Linked DNA regions of Mus musculus: region 2 is linked to region 1. The links are chromatin loops, found by intact Hi-C in ENCODE. Cell type or tissue: left cerebral cortex. All regions are shown on one strand. Links, peaks and the distances in the headings refer to the core of each region. The heading gives the core; the rest is flanking DNA.

The links. A loop is a pair of places that touch in the nucleus more often than their neighbours do. Peaks named below come from ENCODE experiments on the same cell type or tissue, not always from the same donor. Only the 100,000 strongest peaks of a DNase experiment are listed, where the experiment ranks them.
Region 2: a loop joins it to region 1, with 24 times the contacts of the local background. A loop is called at or near these places in 2 of 42 quality-filtered maps.

Annotation. Positions count from the first base shown.
Region 1 is chr7:117,667,013-117,677,319 of GRCm38, reverse strand. Xylt1 (xylosyltransferase 1) reads right to left here. Exons shown (of 12, transcript NM_175645.3): 12 at 9,690-10,020. The coding sequence ends at 9,698. Among named protein-coding and RNA genes, the nearest start is that of Gm34762, 87 kb to the left of the region's middle. In left cerebral cortex, for the core only: no CTCF peak of the experiment used is centred there; DNase peaks (open chromatin) are centred at 4,988, 5,575 and 8,963; H3K27ac peaks cover 1,309 bases.
Region 2 is chr7:117,912,996-117,923,456 of GRCm38, reverse strand. No RefSeq gene overlaps it. Among named protein-coding and RNA genes, the nearest start is that of Gm34822, 67 kb to the right of the region's middle. In left cerebral cortex, for the core only: no CTCF peak of the experiment used is centred there; DNase peaks (open chromatin) are centred at 1,757, 5,067 and 6,643; H3K27ac peaks cover 2,469 bases.

The DNA.
Region 1 (10,307 bases), core at 2,308-10,307:
ACTTCTGTGCAGGTCCAGTGACGGCTCAGCAGGTAAAAGCACTGTTGTGTGTCCTAGTTTGTCTTCTGTTCCTGTGATGAGTACTATGACCAAAAGCAACTTGGGAAGGAATAGGTTTGCTTTGGCTAGTAGGCCATAGCCCATCATGGAATGAAGTCAGAGCAGGAGATGGAGCAGAGACCATGGAGGAATTTTGCTTACTCATTTGTTCCTTCTGACTTTCTTTCTTTCTTTCTTTCTTTCTTTCTTTCTTTCTTTCTTTCTTTCTTTCTTTCTTTCTTTCTTTCTTTCTTTCTTTCTTTCTTTCTTCCTTCCTTCCTTCCTTCCTTCCTTCCTTCCTTCCTTCCTTCCTTTCTTTCTTTCTTTCTTTCTTTCTTTCTTTCTTTCTTTCTTTCTTTCTTTCTTTCTGAGCCAGGGTTTCTCTGTGTAGCCTTGGCTGTCCTGGAACTCACTTTGTAGACCAGGCTGGCCTCGAAATCAGAGACCCACCTGCCTCTGCTTCCAAAGTGCTGGGAATAAAGGCGTGCACCACCACGCCCGGCAGTCCTTCTGACTTTCATAGCTAGCTCTCTTATACAACTTAGGCCCATATGTCTAGAGATGGTCCTGCCCACAGTGGTCTGGGCCCTCCTATACCAATTAACAAAATCAAGAAAATGCTGTCACCACATGCCCATATGTCCACATGCCAATTTGGTGGAGGCAATACCTCAATTGAGATTCACTCTTCTCAGGTGTGTCTAGTTGAGGAGCAAATTTACCAATGATACTATGAATGCCTGACTACTGAGTCTGTTCCTCCAACCAATGTAAAAAGGCCAGATGCATTCCCATTCCCATGAGTAACCCCTCATCCATACTCTGAGGGACTCATCCTCATCCACGATTCTATACGTAGATGCTCACTCCTGATCCTGGAGCCATCCCTAGTTAACTCATTGCTTTACCAAACTGAATTGGATAGAATCATTCCATTGGTTTGTCATCACCTTCTCTCTCTGAGATGACACAGACACACATATACAGACATATAGACACAGACACATAGATTCAGAAACCCAGACATGTACAGACACAGACACACAAAGAAACACAGACACACAGAGACACAGAAATATAGACACAGACAAACAGGCACACAGAAACACAGACACACACATCAGAGAGAGACATAGACACACACAGACATACAAACACAGACCATACACAGACACACAGACACATACAGACACAGTTAGATACAGACATAGACACACAGAAACATACAGACACACTTAGATACAGACATAGACACACAGACACAACAGATATATAGAGCCCTCAGAAAAAGGTCACAGAGCTCTACAGGAGCCATGGCTCCTCCCACTGGAAGTATGGGTGTGGTAAAGCACTGAGTTCACCAGGATTTTTACCTGTTAACACCTGGGAATACCAAAGGGTTGGCTGCTAAGGCAGAACTTTATGCTCCAGTTCCAATTGGGGCATTCTTCCAAGTCTGATATTTAAGTCTCTCCTATATGTTGGGGCTTTAATAGACATTCACTTTTATTTAAGAAATGGTTCCAGTAAATAAAACTCCACTTATGCTCATGCAAACAACCAGAAATGAACTCAGCAGGCCACTAACAAGAGACATCAGTGTGAGAAAACAAGTTGGGAGAGGAAAGAGGACTATAGAGGGCGATGGGAGTGGTGGAAAGGACCCGAACCAAACTGATTACGTCCATATGTGAACAAACAACACTGTCAAAGAACAGAAAGGGAAACAAAGAAAGGAAGGAAGGAAGGAAGGGAGAGAGAGAGAGAGAGAGAGAGAGAGAGAGAAAGGCCTTTTCAACTATTAGTGAGATAGATTTAAATAAAGTCCTGCTATTCTCTATGTCCCAGGAGGGATGGGGTATTTACCACATTCCTGAATTTGAAGGAACCTCTGCTCAAATAAATGAGGTATGAAAGAAATTCCAAGCAGCCTTCAATGCCATGTTCTAAGAAACCTCATTATTAGAGGTGAAAATGAAGGTTTACTTTCTATTAACCCATGTTTTGACAAGTATCATCAATCAAATGATGAATGTCAACATAGTATTTTGGACAAATGACCTCATGTCTGTAGTATTAATTAAGAAAAATGGGCTCACTTGCTTGTTCATTCATGAAATTGTCACAAAGTGTCTATTTTATGGACCCCCTGTGCTTAAATACCAGAAACAGCCGACTAAACAACCAAGGCGCCCATGACCCTTGCTCTTACAGAGATGTTGGAACTTTGCTCTTTCTTTGCTACTAGGCCTATTTTTGAGAAGTTACCCCTGGATGAAGTTGGCATCAAGAAAAAGTGGAAAACGCTTGGCAAATGCATCATGCTGTGTCCATTCGTCTTCAGCAGTGTGCAGTTGCCCACCCTCTTTCCCAAGTCCAGGTCAGGGAGGCTGATGCTGGTGCAGCTCTCTCTGGGTTTACCCAGTGCCTGTTTAATGAGAAAACTGCCAGCAGGTTTTGTTCTTGCTGCTAACATTTGAATCTCATGCTATTCTTTGCCTGTAAAGACTCCAAAGGCTGAGTCGGAGGGATCGCCACAACACATCCAGATAGGCATTCCCAGCCTTTGGCCATGGCTTTCAGAAACTTCATATGAGCATCATAAAAGTGGATGGTCTGGTCTCTGGGACTTGCTCATGTTTCTGGACATGATTATGAATGGCTTCAGCCATGTATCTCTCTATAGCTTTGCCTATAGAATGAAGAAGCTATGACTTGGTTTTCTAGTGCTTGATGGATTTGAGATACTATTAGCTGCTACAAGCAAATTGCATTAAAATGTTTCAGGGGCTGATGGAAGTCTAGATGGATCTATCTGTGAATCTTGTTGATCAACCATCTGAGCTGAATCACTGAACTCTAGGTTCCATGAGAGATCCTGCCTCAAAAACTGTGGAAAGCAATCGATGAAGACATCTAATGTCAATTTCTGATCTATGCTTTCCTCCATGTATACCCACATGAACACGTACATATACCCCCTACCCTACCCCCACAGGTTTCTTTTCCTGTCATTGTCAAGAGAGGTGACTTAGGCCAAGTGAAATTTCATGTCCATCCAGGGTCTAGGCTCCTTCTGTGTTGTGGCTCTGCCCTCTTTAATATTGCTGTGATATCTCCTAAAAAAACACTAGTTCAAAGCATCTGAGCTGAACAGTGAATGGTGGAGCCACTGGGGCTCCTGGGAGGTCAGATGGGACAGGGTTAGACCTATCATAAGCCCATTTCATTGATGTCAGCATCTCATTGATTGACAGTTGGCCATGTAGTCACAGGGAAGTGTAAAGGCCATCTAGGGAATGTAGACCAGTTGTGTGCTGAAGTGGGCAAGATGCCAGGCTTGCTCCATGTCCATCTAGGACCTAGATTCTAGGCAGATATTAAAAACTTCTATTTTACAGGACAGCCTCTCACCCCTTTTCTCTGCAAAGAGGTGTTTAAACTTATATTGAAAATTATATTCTTTTGCTCTAGCTAGAGGAAACTCTTCCAGAGGGTGCTATAATTATCTTCTGGGGAGATAACAGTAGCCCTTAAGGGAGGTGTGCCCTCATGTCCCAACTCCTGTCTATGGCCTCAGGATCCTTCCAGTTAGTGTCAACTTTCAAGATTACTCCAGCTGAGATGGCACAGGGTGTGGAAGAGAAGGGAAGGGTATGTGAAGGTGTTGAAATTGCTAAAAAGTAACCATAAAATGAGATTTCATAGAGACATTTTTTTTTTATTTTAAAATTCTGCATCTGAAAACACAGTATGGCAGAAAGCGTCTATGTACACCTGTGGTGTTTTTGGTATAATACAGTATTTAATAATCCACTGTTTTCTGCAAAAAAAAAAAAAAAGTTGCTTTGTTGGACAGAAACAAATTCCCCTAGACAGAAATACAGCTAAGGCACAATTTTGTTGTTGTTTTCTGCTAAAATCAAAAGACAGGAAAGAGGCAGATATGGGCGGTAACACAGTTGTCTGCGAGAACGGGACTGGATGGCAAGTCTTCAGATGATTAGAACTTTCATTATTGGTCAATTTCAGATAGTTTAATATCTCTTAAAATACTTACTCCTTTAAATAAATAGCAAAATATCTACATCTTTCAGTGTGTGCCATGTGAACTCTCTCTTATTTTTTTAAACTTTTATTTACAGATTCTCTCTTTTTTAAAATCAATACATTACAAAATATTTCTGTACAGTTTTATGCATATTATGATCTATAACAAAATAGTTATTTTTAAAAACTATATCACCACATATCTTTGAAAACAAAGAAGGAGGCAGTAATGACTTATCTCCAGGCCTCTAAAAACAAACATCAAGACAAATGCTACAGATGACATGAGGAGCCTCTCTCTTTTTTCCTTTAAAAGTAAAGATCGATGGATAAAGACAATTATGCCCAATACCAGCGAACTTCCTATGAAAACCCTGGGGTTGTCTTTGGCTTCCATCAGCACTGGAGTGATGGAAGGGGATTCTAGGTGGAGTCTGAAGGACAGAGTGGACCACCCCTTCAAGAACGTGACCTATCCACTGGGAATACTCCATGCTGTCACTTTCCAGGCAAGAAAGATGAAGCGATACACGGAGAAACACTCCTGATTCATCCTTAAATGAAGTACCTAAAGTCACTGGGTCCCGAGGGAAGGGGAGACTGAAGCTGTAGTGAACATCTGCTGGTGGTGCCAGCCAGTGCCACGGCAACACGGAGAGTGCTCAGAACTGCGCGAGCAGCCAAGACTTCATTTTGCCCATAGGAAAAAATATGAGAACATTTTTTCTTAAAGATGACATTTAAGTCATTCCTAGTGCATCTGCAGACTACAGATTGGCAGTCCCTTTGCTCAGGAGGCCGCCACACACCCAGGCTTCAAGATGTTCTCTCTTCTGTGATGGTGGGGGAAATTAGAGGGGGAGGATGCCAGCTTTCCAAAAATAATTTTAAGGCCACATTTCAAAACGGAGAAACCTAAGGCTTTTTAGAGGGGTGGGGATGAAGGTGGGAGGTAGGAGAAAAATGCAGAAAGGAGAAGACGGTGCTGTGATGGGGGAGGTGAGATGGGGTGCCTGCTTCCTGGTGATGTCTGCAGGCTGAAGCTGTGAGAATATTCCTAGCCAAGTGAGGGGAGGAGAGAGGCCACTTTCTCCCAGTGTGGGGGCTTGGCAAGAACAGAACCAAAGACAACAGGAGGGACATACACAGGTGGTGGGTGACAACCCTCCTCGGTCTTAAGAGGTCCTTGTTCATAAGGTTAAAAAAATAACACACACACACACACACACACACACACACACACACACACACACGCTTGTAAGTAAAAGGGAAAGAAAAAGAGGGAGTCAGACTGAGGGAGAGGGACGGAGGGGGAAAGAGAGAGGGAGAGAGAGAGAGAGAGAGGGAGAGAGAGAGAGGGATTTGCATAGATTGTACATTCAGCTTCAGCATGGGTAACACCTTCATTCCGCCCCACCCCCAGGTAAACTTCTCAGCAGACATTGAGGTAGTGCCTGGGTTGACCCTTGGGCAAAGTAAGGTAACTGAGGCAGAAGCAAAGAAGACTACTTAAGCTAGCACAGCCCCTTGTGGTTTCTGAAGAACCTTCCAGCACAGTGGCAGCATGCGGACTCTGGAGTGGGACCTAGTACTCCCCAGCCTCATCTTAAGGATGGCACCATTGCCATCTCGGCTTGGTTTGATGGAATGCCCGAAGGTGGAGGCCTGAGCAGATTCAAACCTCAGACCCCAGGTCACACTCTTTCCTCGTCAGCACAGGCCAGGGAAGTGAATGAGCCAGCCCTCCTGCAGAAGACAGGTTTTCTCAGGAGGGAACTACTAAGCAGAAACCTGGAGTCTTATAGTTTAATGTGAGCTGTTCTTTTTGCACTCTTAACTCTGGCTTTCCATGACTCCTTACCCCTAAATTCTTTCCCTCATTTCAACCCACCTTTCCAGAAAGAGGATTTTGCCTAAGCACAACCATGAAGCTACTTTTCTGCCCGCATCTTTAAAAATAAATAAATAAAATTAAAATAATAGTAGCCAATATTGAACAACTAGATTTCCTATTAAACAAAACAAACAAAAACAATAAACAAACAAACAAAAACAAACAGGAGCTGGATATATTTGGCTTCCCTTATTAGCTTAAAGAGTCCACTGCAATGAGTTTTGCTTTCTTGCTTGCTGTAATAAGCTGGGAGCTGAGCCACAGCTGCCTTTATTACCAGAGGATTCATGTGCGTGCCAGTAAGACCACACTCCCCACCACTCCCTTTTGTCTTTCACCTGTGGTTTTACCCATCTATGCTTGTGTCCCGGACCTCATTATGCTTTTATGGCCCCCGCGGTAGAGTTTCTCTGGTCTGGCAAGCCTTCTCTGCATGCTCAAGCTCACAAGGTTGACACTGGTTTCAAGCCTATTCTCAATGCTCTCAGGAACTGCTGATCCGAACCCTCATGAACTCGGTGGTAAATGGTTTCTTCTTCATACTCTACACTTTGTGGCCATTGATTGCTCTTCTCTGTTATGGAGTGTCTTGGGAGAGAGGTTACAGTTTCAATGAACATCCTCTTATCTATCGGAAAACTAGACAACCAGAAGGGGTTATGCTCTGTAAATACCCAGACTACATCCAAAGTAGCAACAAACCCCTTAGGGGTGTTTGCACATGTGCTTGTGCGTGTGTGTGTATGAGTGCCTGTGTGTGTGTTTGTGTGGCTGTGTTCATACCCTCTAAACTTAATCTCAGTTTAAAAAGTTAAACCAATAATGAGAAATGAAACCAGGAGGCCCCTGATCTCCACCAGAAAGTCACCTGGGGAACAGAAAAAGAACTTCATTGTTAAAGCCAAGGGGCACTGGGAGTTGCTCCCTTCCCTCTCAGAGACTTACACAGCCTGCACAGCCTGGGAAGTTGGCTTTGGGAGCCATAGTTACCAAATGGCATGGAGAGGTGCCATCTCAAATACTTCTTCCCATAAGGGACCTGGTCAGCGTTAAACCCAGGCTTCTTGCTTCTGCAGGCTGCAGACTTTAAGGTTCCCGGAGATGATGGTTCTGTGTTTTCAAAACTCTTGGGCAGCCACCTCCCAAGGCTGTTGTTTCACCAATAGCCTCCAACAAATACATGGTTTTCAGGCAGGAGAACACCAAGAAATAAGGAGTTATGCCATTTTCCATAGGAAAACATATTTTCTTAAATTATGCTGAACTTCTTTTAAATTCTCCATTTTTTTGTTTTTGTTTGTTTGTTTTTACTAAAAGAAAAATTATTCTCTGGGTCAAAAACCAGAGGAAACAAATATCCTCAAATTACTTGTGGTGAATAAAGAGGGAGAGGAGTGTCTTCAGAGGAAGTAGGCTCTGCCATTTCCAAGTGCATTCCAGTATGAAAAATGTCATTGAGTGTCACTGGGTCTAGACAGACCCTGTCTCAGAGTCTGTGGATCCCAGGGACCTTCCAGGACAGAATACACAAATCTTTAAAACAAGAGAGGTCAAGGGGGAACTCAAAGAGGTTCCATAGTCCCAGAGAAGCTTTGACCAAGGCAAAGGCTCGGGGTATTGAGAGAATGGGGCACTGGGCTCACAGTTCCCATGGGTTAGTAAAAGCAATGTAAATCCTGTGGGTTTTTAGAGGAAGACACTGAAGGCTCCCCCACCAGCACAGACAGTAGCTACCTCCTGAGCTCTCCTTTGGGTCTGACCCCCATTCCTCCTCCTAAGATCAATCATTCTTGGAAGGAGCCTGTCTTCCTCTGCTAGTGATAGCTTGTGCTCATGGTTAAACTGGGTAGATCTATAGTTCTAGACTTGGCACACTTCTCCGACCCCAAGCCATGAGCCCATCGCATCCTCGTCCATAGGTCAGCGGTCAGGGTAAAGAGAGAACTCAGGCATTGTAACACTTTTGAATATAGAGGGACAGGTGAGACCAGCATCCTGGGTAAGCAAAGAGGAGGTTCCAGCCATCCAAATGGGTCTACTTCCTGAGAGTGGGAGCACTGGTTGAAACTGTGCAGGATGTAGGGTGGACACTGAGAGACAGATAGAGAGAGGATGAGGGAGAAAGGCAGGCAGACCAGGGAAAGGGAGGGGTGGGGGAGCCTTTTGTGAATAAAGGCAATTTCAGTTAGTAAGATAACATAATTGACAAGCTGCAAAAACAGCACCTACTAATTAGTCATTGACTAAAACATATAAATAATAAATATCAAGGGTCCCTTCTCTATGCCCGCCATGTTAGATGGGGAAAGGGCTGTGCAGTCGACACATCAAGGTGGACTTCAGTACCTTATCCATGCTGGGAGAGACACAAGAATGGATGAAACTTTTCCTAGAGAACTCTCATTTGGGAGACTCCAGGAGGAAGGGGTGCTCTTCCTCAGTGCCCCTTGAATACACATGGCAAGAAGACCCTTGGGTTTCTGGTAACTCAAGCAATATGAATAACACTATTTTCTGAACTACCTTCCCACTGTTGAAACTTAACTTTATTCTCCTGTGGTATGGCCAGGCTGAGCCTGTGGGCACCCTGGCGAGGAAGGATATGAAATTAAGGACCCAATCTGAAATGTTTGTTCCTGCGTGGGAGAAGTCTGATCCATGCAGTTTGGTCACAGCCAACAGCACCAAGGGCACAGTTCACAAAGGTCTGGGGCGCCTGACCTCAGAATATAAGGGGTGTTACTGTGCAGCTGTCCAGGTCAGAAGCCTGGGTCCACATAATCCCCTTTGAGATTCAGAGCCCCGGTTCGGCACCGCTCCCACTTTCAAGTACCGAAGAGGCCACAGTAGCTGTCTCCTAGCCCAGGGGCACGAAGGAGAATTGAAGCTCAGGCTCTGTAATGCTTTACCCTGTTCCTGTTACCATTTGTGACAGCCTTGGAAGAGGCTGATCAGGACAGATGGCAAGTTGGCAGTCACATGTCTGGGGACCTTGGCTGCTTCACATCGAAAGGCTATCCTGAACCTCTGGTTTTCAGAGAAAACAGCTTACAGAGTGGCAACAGGAACCTTGGAAGCCTCCCCTGTCTCCGCCTCCCTGGGAAGGCCGGGAGCAGGGCTTCTAGCAGCTCGATACTTTTAGCACGGGCACAGGGTTTCCCAGCCACAGAAACTAAGAGATAAATGGAAGGGCTGGGATGGCGATCCCACCCTGGGTCAGGGCAGTGCTTGTCAAACTGGCTTAAACAGAGCCCTTGGGTTCAGAAGAGGTACCTTAGAGATGCCCTTGGCAAAGGACTACCTGGAGGGCTGAGTTTTGAGAAGGAACCTCACACAACCTCAGCTTCAACCAGAGCAGCCTGGACTTCATCTTGGTCTTGCACTTCCACCCCGACCGTGCCGAGTCAACAAAGTTCTGCCGCTCAAAATAAAAGTTTAAAACTCACTTGTAGGGGTGCAGGCCATCGGAGGGGGAGAACAGGAGCCTGCAGGACTGAGCGACAACTGGTAGAGGGAGACCACTGTAGCTCCGGGACTGGGTCACCTAGCCCAGAGACCAGCTTCACAAATACAGGCTGACTTCTCTCTGGCCTCCAAACCCTCTCTCTCCACTGTCCTACAGTCGGCCGAGGTCCTTATACAAAAGGAATTCCCCCTCCCTCATATAAGATCAGGGGCCAGGGTTGAGGCTGCATCGGTCCCCTGTGGCCAGTGCTACCTGAGCCGTCCGTCAGGTTTGACTGCACCCAGCTCTGACTTGGGATCAGGGCTGAAGGAACTCCAGGCTGTTTGGCTGCAGGTCTGCATGACTGGGCAGGCGGTGGGGCCTGTGGTGCAGATGTCCATGGCAGTCCAAGTCCCACCCACCAGCGAGTCCAGCCAGGCTTCTAGCGCTGTCCCGGTGAAGGCTGCATTCTTCCGGGCCTGTTCGACTTGGGCAGGATTGATGTGCAGGCTGAGGACTGGGTTCAGGCTCTGGAAACTCTGCTCCATGTAGGCACTGCGAGGTGGCCCATTGTGCAGCTTCAAAGCCTCCTCTGAAAGCCAAAGGGAACACCGATGTGTTTAGAAGAGTCGCCAACCAGGCATCTACTTACTGTGAACCAGAGCCGCGGTGCACACTGGGCATCAGCTCACTGAATTCACATGACGGTCTCATGTGTGCAAGGCATGGCACACTTACTTACTGACACATACTTATGGATCATCTTCAGTGGTCCAGACATTTATTGATTCAACAAGACATTCTTTAAAGATGTATGTATTATTCTTAAGTGTTTTCTTTATCTCTGTGTGTATGTTTGTGTGTGTGCAATTGTGAATA
Region 2 (10,461 bases), core at 1,564-9,563, 250 kb before region 1:
ATCATTCATAGAATCCATGCTATCTGATACATAGTAGTAAGAACGAGTAAGTGTAGCTACCTCAAAGAAAAACACTCAAAATGTATCCCAATCAAAATTTGCAACACCTTAATAATCTAATCTCATATCATGAAGAAATATTTATTGAAGTGTGTTATCATCATTAGAAACTGGCCATTCTCTGCCAGCAAAACCCAAGGCCTATTTTATCTAATTAAAATAAGTTATTTTCTTGCTCATGTGATGTTCTCAATAAAAGTTGGGCCTCTGGTATCTCCACAACTTCATAGCAAGTCAAGAGAAAAAGATGGGTGACTGTCTTTAGATTCATGTTCTAAGACAGGTAGGCAGATCTCTATGAGTTTGAGGCTAGCCTGGTCTATGCAACGAGTTCCAGGACAGTCAAGGCTGTCACACAGAGAAACTCTGTTTCTAAGAACAAAGACAAAAATCAAAACAAAACAAACAAACAACAACAACAACAACTAAAAAAGAAAGGGAAGGAATGAGGGAGAGGGAGAGGGAGAGGGAGAGGGAGAGGGAGAGGGAGAGGGAGAGGGAGAGGGAGAGGGAGAGAGAGAGGGAGAGGGGGGAATCTTTTTGTATAGATAAAGTTCTAAGGACCATAGAAGACAAGAGCATGCACTATCGCACACAGCAGGGCTGTTGGAGCCTCCACTGACTCCCAGTTTCTGTAGATAGAGCTCATTTCCTGTGCACTTCTCCCTGTCAGGAATCAGTAACTCAGTGAGTGGAAGAAATTACATCAGATGGCAATAAGACCACAAGCTCAGGGCACTGTCTTTGGTGCCAACATGCCCCAGGGTAGGCACACCTAAGGCACTTGAATTGGAAGGCTTGGTGGCCTCTCCAGTTCTGTGCTTTCCATATATGAACAGCAAACTCAAAGGCAGGGGCCACAGCCCAGGAATGAGTAGCCTGGGGTTGAGCACCCTCAGCAGGTGGCTCTTCAAGCTGCTTTTCTCCACACTTAGCACCCCAAAGCCCACATGCCTGAGTCAGCCAGCACACAGTGTGAATCCCCAGGGCACAGGGATATGCCAGATTGGAGGGCACAGCTGTCTTGGGTTGAGAGGAGATGGGGCTTGTAGAGGAGATGGTAGAGAAAAAGAGGGAAAGATAAATATAGAGGAAGATGCTCTGAGCCATGTAGATTCAAGTCTTGGCTTTATTCCTTGGCATTAAAGAAATAATTAGAAAAACCCACACAGTGTTTTAACACGACTTCTATTTTAACTAAAATTATAGCTCTTTAAAATTCTTTCTCCTACTCTCTCTTTCTCTCTGTCTCTCTATTTCTGTCTATCTCTGTCTGTCTCTTTGTCTCTGTCTCTCTGTCTCTTTGTCTTTGTGTTTCCTGTCTCTGTGTTTCTCTGTCTTTCTGCCTTTGTCTCTCTGTCTCTGTCTGTCTGTCTCTCTCTCAATTTGTCTCTCTGTCTATCTATCTATGTCTCTCTGTCTCTCTCTATTTCTCTGTCTCTGTCTGTCTGTCTCTCTGTTTGTATCTCTCTGTCTCTGTCTTTCTCTGTTTGCATGTGTGCATGTGTGCCCAGGCTGGGATTGCAGCCCCATGCCAGTATACCATTCCTGACTTTTTATGTGGTTGGTGCTGGGAAGCCAAATCACGTCTTTGTGTTTGCAAAGCGAGCACTTTACAGATGACACAGTCCCCAGTGTCACAGTTATAATATCCTGTGTTAGGAACACCCTTGCATCCTCATATAATGTCATGAGGGAGATGCAACTGTTGCCCACCTTCACAGATGAGGTAACTGATGTCCCATTCTGCACACACGTTCTGACTTCTTTGCTCACGTTTCATAGTTAGTATACTGTCCTGTCCACCTCAGTCTCACGTTACAGATAAAACTCACTGGGTGTGGGTGTGATCATCTGCCTGATGGTACATCACCAGGAAGTTGCTGAGTAGAGATTGGAACTCAGATCTGCCTACTTCAGTTTCTCTGCTCTTACTTCCATGCCTTGGGTGAGGGTTTTCAGAAGCAAGTTCTTGCCAAAGATCTCATACGTGGGTGGGTTATAATTTATCAAGTAAGGAAAATGGACTGGTGAGGATCAATTCCCAAAGGTGTCCTCTGACCTCCACATGCATGTTATGGCCCATGCACACACACCATATACACATAATAATAAATGAAATTTGAAGCAACACAAAGGGACACTAAAAGCACTAAGAGAGATGTTCAGTGAGAACTCATTAAGATGGGGCCAGTGAGGTGGCTCAGCAGGCAAAGGCACGGGAACCTGACGACTTGAGTTCAGTCCCTGGAACCCACGGTGAAAGGAGAGAACCGACTCTCACAAACTGTTTTCTCATCCCCCAACATGTAATATAGCATGTATGCACCTGTGTTCATACATACATGTACATAAATATCATATAAAATGAAAAATAAAAGAATGAAATGGTTGAGATGGCTCAAGAGTCCACCTATGGACAAATGAGTAAAGAAAATCTCTCTCTCTCTCTCTCTCTCTCTCTCTCTCTCTCACACACACACACACACACACACACATACACACACACATGCACACATACAAATCGAGTGCTATTCAGCTATAAAATAATTAAATTTGTCATTTGAAGTAACATAGATAGACTACAAGTTAGAATGTTGAGTGAAATAGAATAAAACACAAGCTGTAAATTCACCTCTCTGTGGGATCCTAAGATTAGGGAGCAGAGGCTGAGAGGAGCCTGCAAGAGAGGACACTGGGGCAGAGGAGGCTGGGGGTAGAGGAAGCTGAGGGAGAGGAGGCTGGGGCAGAGGAGGCTGAGGCCGAAGAGGCTTGGGAGAGAGGACACTGGGGATAGAGGATGCTGGGGGAGAGAAGGCTGAGGGAGAGGAGGCTGGGGAAGAGATGGCTGGGATGGAATAAGATTAGGGAGGGGAGGATGGGGAGAGATGGGTGATTGCAGAAGATATGGCCAAGTAATGGGAGTGAGCTCTGTGTTGTAACAGAGGCTGAAGATGTCCTGCCATGTTGTGCCTTTCAATACCAAGTGACTAGAATGCTCCCACCACAGAGAAATGATAGACATTTGGAATGGTAGATGAGCTAACTCCCCCCCCCCCCATGTTGCTGCTCACATGATACATGTGTGCAAAGATGTCACAGTGTACCCCAGAAAGATGTTGATCAAACACTAAATTTAAAGACTGGCTAAAACAATAAATACTTGGGGAAGAGATGGCACGGCTTTGGGAAAGGCTCTTGCTGCACAAGTCTGATGTCCTAAGTTCCATCTGCAGAACCCATGGAAAGGAAGGAGAGAATGGATTCCATAAGTTGCCTTCCTGCCTCCACATACATCATGGCACACACCGTACACACAACAGAAAAAATTAAAAGTTGGTGTTTAGTACATATATTGACCACAATTTAAACTTTAAGAGATAAGAGCACTAGAGATTCCCCCTTGGGAGTGAGCAATGCACCCTCATCTATTTCTTAGATGCAGACTTTCCAGCCTCCATTGACAGTTCTTTCCCCAACCTTGTGACTTCGGTATGTTCACATGGAACCTATTGCCTTCTGCAGCTTTCTGTTCCTTGTGCTTCTCCCTCACACCTTGTATCTCTAGTCAAGTCATCCATCCTTAGAGGAAAGACCTAGGATTGCCTTTAGTTTCCTGGATGGTCCCTCAGAGACCTAACAGGATCTGTACTACGTAAATGTGTACATGAAAGGAGTGAGCAGGGAAGCCTGCTGCAATCTCAGTACTAATCTTAGTTGACACCACAAGGTGCTCTGATCCTCAAGGGTCAGGTCTTTATGCCCTGACATTGAACATGGGTACCACTTGCTGAGTATGGTCTCAGGTGAGGCATCTGTCTTTTGCTAAGGATGGTTCCCAGAGATTCAACCAAGTGAGAGCTATTGGCCACTTGCTTGCTCAGCCAGCCCAACTTCCATCCTGAGGGGAGGGTATTCCAAAGCATCACCAATTGATGGGACCAGCACTGTCTGGTACAGCAGCCCATAGGGCTACCTCAGCTGCTCTTTATCCTCACAGTTCCATCAAAGGGGGATCAGTATATCCCTGGTCCTATCAGATGCAGTTGTGGCTTCAAATCCTATGATCCAGAGCAGAGCGACTGTGTACAAAGCCAGTTCAAGACTTTGCTCAGAGTCAACTGGAGGCATTGTGGAATCCTGAAGCACCCATGGATTCGTTACAATAGCCATGATGCCTCCAGCCTTTCTGTGTAAACCTTCTTACTCAAGACCCATTGACCCAGTTAAGAGCTCATCTTCAGGTGGCATGATCATTTCCTCTCCTCCACACAGCAGTTCCTCTTGGTGTGTTATCCAATTTTAAAAGATAGTAATCAGACACTGGGAAAGAGGCCCTGGAGAGGAGTTAGGTCAATTGAGTCAACCAGTATGTCATGCATGCTCCCCCATTCTTAAGCCTTCTTGTAAACAACAATTATTATTATTTTGCCTGCTAAGTCTAGGTCTCTCTTTTCTCTCTACAAGTTTCCTCCATGAGAAAGCAGAGATGAAGACACCCATATGCTGCATGATACCAACATAACTATATTAGCCAAACCCCCCTCTATCCCTGGTACAGCAAAGACCTGGCTGGCAGAGATCCATGGTGTGGTACCCATCCTACCTTTCCCTTAACTGATTTCCAAATCCAGCTTCCCACGATGGTGCCTTGGCTAGCTTTCCAAAGTTCAGCCTCCCACCCTTAATTTAATGCTTCCAGGGGGCTGAGAACTTATGGTCCACCCACCAGTTGGCATCTGGATGGTTTTCTCATCCTGTTAATATCAACCCTTTGTATATTACATCGGAGCTGTCAAAAGCGAAGCATGCTTAGACTGTTCCAAGTCTGTCTGATAGAGAGTCCTCTCCTACTCCAGGACAGGCTGGGAATTTAGAGGCTCCAGATGTGGCCCAGATGAAGATTATCGGCCACAGGGCTCTCTCTGTTAGACCCAGAATGCAGAGGACCCTGGCTAGGAATAGCTCGTTGATGCTAAAAGCGGGCTGGATGATTCAGAGTCTGCTTCGTTTTGCCTGGACAGCTTTGTGATGAGTCTTGGAGAACATTCCCAGATCTTCCTATCAAAGCTGGGCTGAGAACTCTATTCTTGGAGCACATAACTTTCCCGCACTGCATTGGCAAACACATGTGAGTGAATTCGCACTATCCCTCTTGGACACGAGACAATTTTTGTTGTAACCAACACTGAAATAGAAGGTTATGAAAACTCAAACCACCTCGGTAGAGTTAGCTTTTGACAAGGTAGTGAAATATGAAGCGCAATTTATTTATTTTTTTTGTCCACATCTTATTTTTCCAAGTCAGTTTCTTTTATCTGACACTAATAACCCTCAAGTTAATGAAGTCACTTCAGGTAAGGCTAGCCTCCCATGCCTACTGGCTTAGCCTGCTGGTATAAGCAATGCTCCTTGAAATAAGTATGCAGGTGATTTAGGATCATGAGTTGGGTCTTCTCCTCACTGATACCCATGCGTTTCAGAAGTTCTTCACGTGGGCTACTCAAACCTCACTCAAATCTCACTCAAGCCTTTTCTTTTGAAATGGACCCCCTGCAATCACTGTTAGGTGGCTGTCCTCTGTACTTATGCTGATGTCTTTCAAGACATTGTTGAGTCCCTGACTGTGCAGTGAGCACACGGTGCACCTTGTTTTGCTTTGTATAGATGTCACAATCCCTTCTGGGTGTTGCTGCTGTGCCCCTTTGCTGCAGTGAAGAGTGCTTCACTGCCCAGCCTTGCATTCAGACCAACACCCGGGTGCTCAAGGCTGCTTGCTTTCCTCACGCCCAGTACCATTCAGCCAACCACAGATGTCTTTTCTTCTCGTCAAAACTCAAGCCATTGAATATATGGACCAGTCTAGCATCACAGGCCTCAGAGCTCACAGGCACTTAGACTGAGAGGTCACTGGGGCGCTGGAGATTTCCCTCTTGTCCTCACTGCTCAGAAGAGCCCATGTAATGATGAGAAGGGGCAGAAGATAGGCCCTGGTACGGGTGCTGAAGAGCAGCTCTGCTGACTCACCCTCATCCCGTCCATCAATCAAGTTCTTTAAGCTGCTCCATGGTATAAGCGGCACATGGTGGAGGGAATGGAACTAGGTCATGCCAAACCAGCAGCAGTAACAAAAATGATATCATAGGCAATAACAGAAAAACCAACTAGCAACAGATGGGAGGGACGCAGTCCAGTTTCACTTGGGAACTGTTAATAGCATGAACTGTTGGGGTCTTAGCTGGTCAAACCAAACCCAGTCCCAGTAGCCAAAACGTAACAAGAGTGGCACCATTGAGCCAGAAACACAAGCCAATCAGTTCTACTGTCCAGAAAAACAGTCCGTTTGAAAAGTGATGGCAGGGGTGGCAATTTCCAAACATCATCTCTACTCATCATCAAAACCTCTTTTGCTCAATGCTGCCGAGTAGACCAGAAGCTGGGAAGCGGATGAAATTTCCCTTCGCTTGTTGCTTTCTCTTATTAATGGACCGTTCTGGGGTCTGTTTATACTTTTTGCTTGCACAAAATCACAATGCTTTACACAAAGGGAGCAGATGGTACTGCAGGCTTGAGATCCGGCCGAATTGCATCTCATGTAAATGGTGCTAGCGGAGCCTTCCTTGTCTTAGATGTAAAGGAACTTGAATCTAATTGCGGGGTTGGTTGTTCCAATTCTGTGTAACTATGTGTTTCTTTGTCTGTGTTTTTCCTCTTCAAATTGAATGCTTCTCTTTGAGTGCCAGTCAAATACCTCCTTTGGGAATCTAAGCAGAGTAATGAAGACTGAGTTTTAAAGATGCGGTTTTGTGGGAGTGATGCTCCTAAAACCCAACCTTCCCTTCGGAGCCTCCTATCAAAGCTGTTGTATGAACTGGTTGTATGTGACTGCACAAGAACTGGGATTTGGGGTTCCTTTGACAGAGTTTTAATGATAGTATATTATTATAAGGTCCTGCACGTTGCAATTGTAAAGGCCGTGAGAGTTAGGCTGGAAAGTACATAGCACAAGGCTCAGCACTGATCAGGTCTAAATTAAATAAGTACCATGTCAGAGTATTTTACTGCTGTGAACAGACACCATGATGAAAGCAAGTCTTATAAAGGACAACATTTAATTGGGGCTGTCTTAAAGGTTCAGAGGTTCAGTCCATTATCATCAAGGTGTGAGTATGGCAGCATCCAGGCAGGCATGGTGCAGGTGGAGCTGAGAGCAGGTGAGCCTCTTCATCTGAAGGCTGCTAGCAGAATTACTGGCTTTCGGGCAGCTAGGAAAAAGCCCACACCCACAGTGACACACCTATTCCAACAAGGCCACACCTACTCCAACAGGGCCACACCCTCTAATAGTGCCACTCCCTGGGCAAAGCATATACAAACCATAACACTATTCTGACTCAGTTTCCTCATCTGTGGAGACCACCATGATACCCTATAAAGCTGTTGTGAGGAATTAGAACTGTCCTAGGATGTAGTAAATAATTCTTAGTCATTATCATCAGTATTATGTTTTCTTGCCCAGCTACAAATTCATTCTCATCTTCTACCCATTCCTCCACTCTGTCTGAGGCTCACTACTACTTCCAGGTCTTTGTCCTTCTCTGTCTCTGTCCTAAAGTGCATTCGTTCCTCTCAGAATGCTCATGGCTTGCTCCCGAGTCACCTCTCTTTTATAAGACATCCCTGATACTCCTCCCAGGGAGAGATGGGCAGTGAGTGAACTGCAAAGGAATAGGACAGAGTCCTTGAGACTGGACAGGACAGGAGGCTATGGAGATCCAGAGAATGCTTCTATGGCGTTCTGGGGAGGGGGTGGCAAGCCTCAGGGGTGCTGGTGGTGCCCCAAGGGGCCTAGGTGCCTTCCAACTGCCAGGTATTTCCAGGGTCATGTATGATGTGGAAATGGAAGATCTGCAAGAATGGGAGATGCCCCAAGCAAACAGAAATCAAGGATGCTTTATGGCACCCAGCTGTCTGAGGGTTTATGTTGCTGTGAGAAAACACCATGAATCCATTTATTACAGTTCCACAGCATGTCCGTCACCAAGAGAAGTCATGACAGGAACCTGGAGGCAGGAGCTAAAGCAGAGACCGTGGAGGGCTGCTTACTGGCTTGCTCTGCCTGCCTTCTCATAGCACCCAGGGTCACCAGTCCCTTGCTGTAGGTGGTACTACCCACTGTAAGCTGGGCTCTCTACATCAATCACCAAAACAGAAAATGCCATATAGCCTGGTCTAAAGGCCAGTCATTTGGAGGCATTTTCCCAATTAAGATTCATTCTTTCTAGGTGACCCTAGCTGTATCAAGTTTCCATAAAAACTAGCAGCACACCAGTGGGTTGATGTTTGGGCAGAAACTCTTTGATGCCTGTTGCAATATGAGAATCTATTTCCTCTGTAGCCATCAAGGTAGCAGAGGTGAAACTTCATGCTAGCTCCTGTGATGGAGATTCAGAGTTGAAGGGAAATTGAGCACATGATGTCAGCTTATAGCCATAAACTATAGAAAGTGAGGCTTCTCTCACCTCTGACTTTGGACTTAGGAATTGCACAAAAATACACAAATTTCAAAGTGTGTCCTTGGCAATGCAGAAGAACCCAGTTTCTACAGACTCCTTCTTTCCAAGCTGCTCTTCCCTGTATTGGCCCTACTTGACCTCAGTTTTCCTCCTAGTCTTTAGGGAACTGGAAGTAAGTTTTTTCTCAGACTCTCCTCTACTTGGAAGTTCTCTGTTGTCCACAAGACCTGGTCACTGGGGCATCTGCTTGCCTCTGTCCATGGAATGAAGGTCTTTCAGAGCAGTCATTTCTCATTCTCTACTATTGTGCTGCTGCTGGGATTCTCATCCTGGTCTTTCACAGTTACATAGCTCTGGCCACCGCATTGGGAGAGAGTGACATCTGTTGCTTTTCCCTACAGAGCTTTCATTCTCTGACATGCCAGCAATCTTGCCTGTCTCACTGGAGTGAGATCGTAGCAATGTCAGCTTGTCCTGGGGTAATTAACATTCATCCAGCTCCCTTTACTTTCTCTACCAAAGGCTGGGACAAACCTTGAACAAGAAACAAACTTCTGCTGTTAAAGAAGAGTGAGATTTTTAGGTCTGTTTCACAGCCCTGCTGACCCCTATCTTGATTGACTCCCACATCCAGCCCCTTATAGACACTGCTTCCAAGCTTTTGAAACCAAAAGAAACCCCCCAACCAGCAGCTTCAGCGTATCTTTACAGACAAAATATTTTGTCTTGAAAAACATGTCGAGAGGGAAAGAGGATACTGCTATATTTAGAGCAGGAAGCAAATGCACTGTTTTGGTGTTCCTGTAGATAAACACTCTCAAAAAACACGTTCAAACTGCTCCAACTACTGCCTGGTTGGAAATGTCAACTCACCACACAAGTTAACTGTTTCCTTTTGCGTGTTGTGTGACTGTTTTCAGTTGTTTTGTTACAGAGAACTGTGTTTGTTCAAATTCACAGGATTAGCACACCAGACAAGAACATAATGAAGACAGTAATCCGGGTCTTTAGCTTCCACCTTGCCTCTTGTTAACTTGAGTGTTACCTGGCTTTGCGACATTGGAGAATGTTCCTGGAGTCTCTCTCGCTGTCACAGCCTCCAGAGCTTTTACAGACTTTGCACATGTGCCTCCCCGTGAGTTGCCACTATGTCACCATCGATCATCTGCTCTGTCTCTTCGCTCCCTTGGTTACATATTTTCCGTCCTGGGATGTGTTTCTCTGACTATGCCTTTCCATTTGGGTTTGTTACCTCACTTCAGAATCCCTGGAAAGTCCAGTGGTAGGACATTTGTTTGTAAAATGGTTAATTTTGACTGTTGATGAGACTTAGAATCACTGTGGAAACAAATCTCTTGGCATGCCTGTGAGGGATTATCCGGATTAAGTTAATTGAGATAGGAAGACACCTCTTGAATGTGGGCAGCTCTATTCTATGGGCAGATCCTAGACTGGGCAGGAAGGGGAAAGGGACTTGGTACCAGCACTCACTGCTCTCTCTCTCTCCCCAGGCTGGGGATGCAACATGTTCAGCTGACTCATATGCCTGACGCCAAAACAAGTCCTTCCTGATTTACATTGCTTTTATAGACATTTTTTCTCCCAGCAACAGGCAAAGTAACAAAGTAACCAACACACTTAGTGTAGATGAAGCTCTAGAAAATAAAGGAGGGATAGAGGGATGGATGAAGGGAGGGGGCTGACAGAGAGAGAGAGAGAGAGAGAGAGAGAGAGAGACAAAGAGATACTGGTTTTAAAGTTGCATTGGCTTGGAGAGTTGAAAGAAACACTTCTACATATTTTACTTAAGAAATTACAGAGTGTTAATGGTCTGTATTGGGGGAAGTTGCTGCTAGAGATTATAGAGAACAGGGAATTTCCTGCT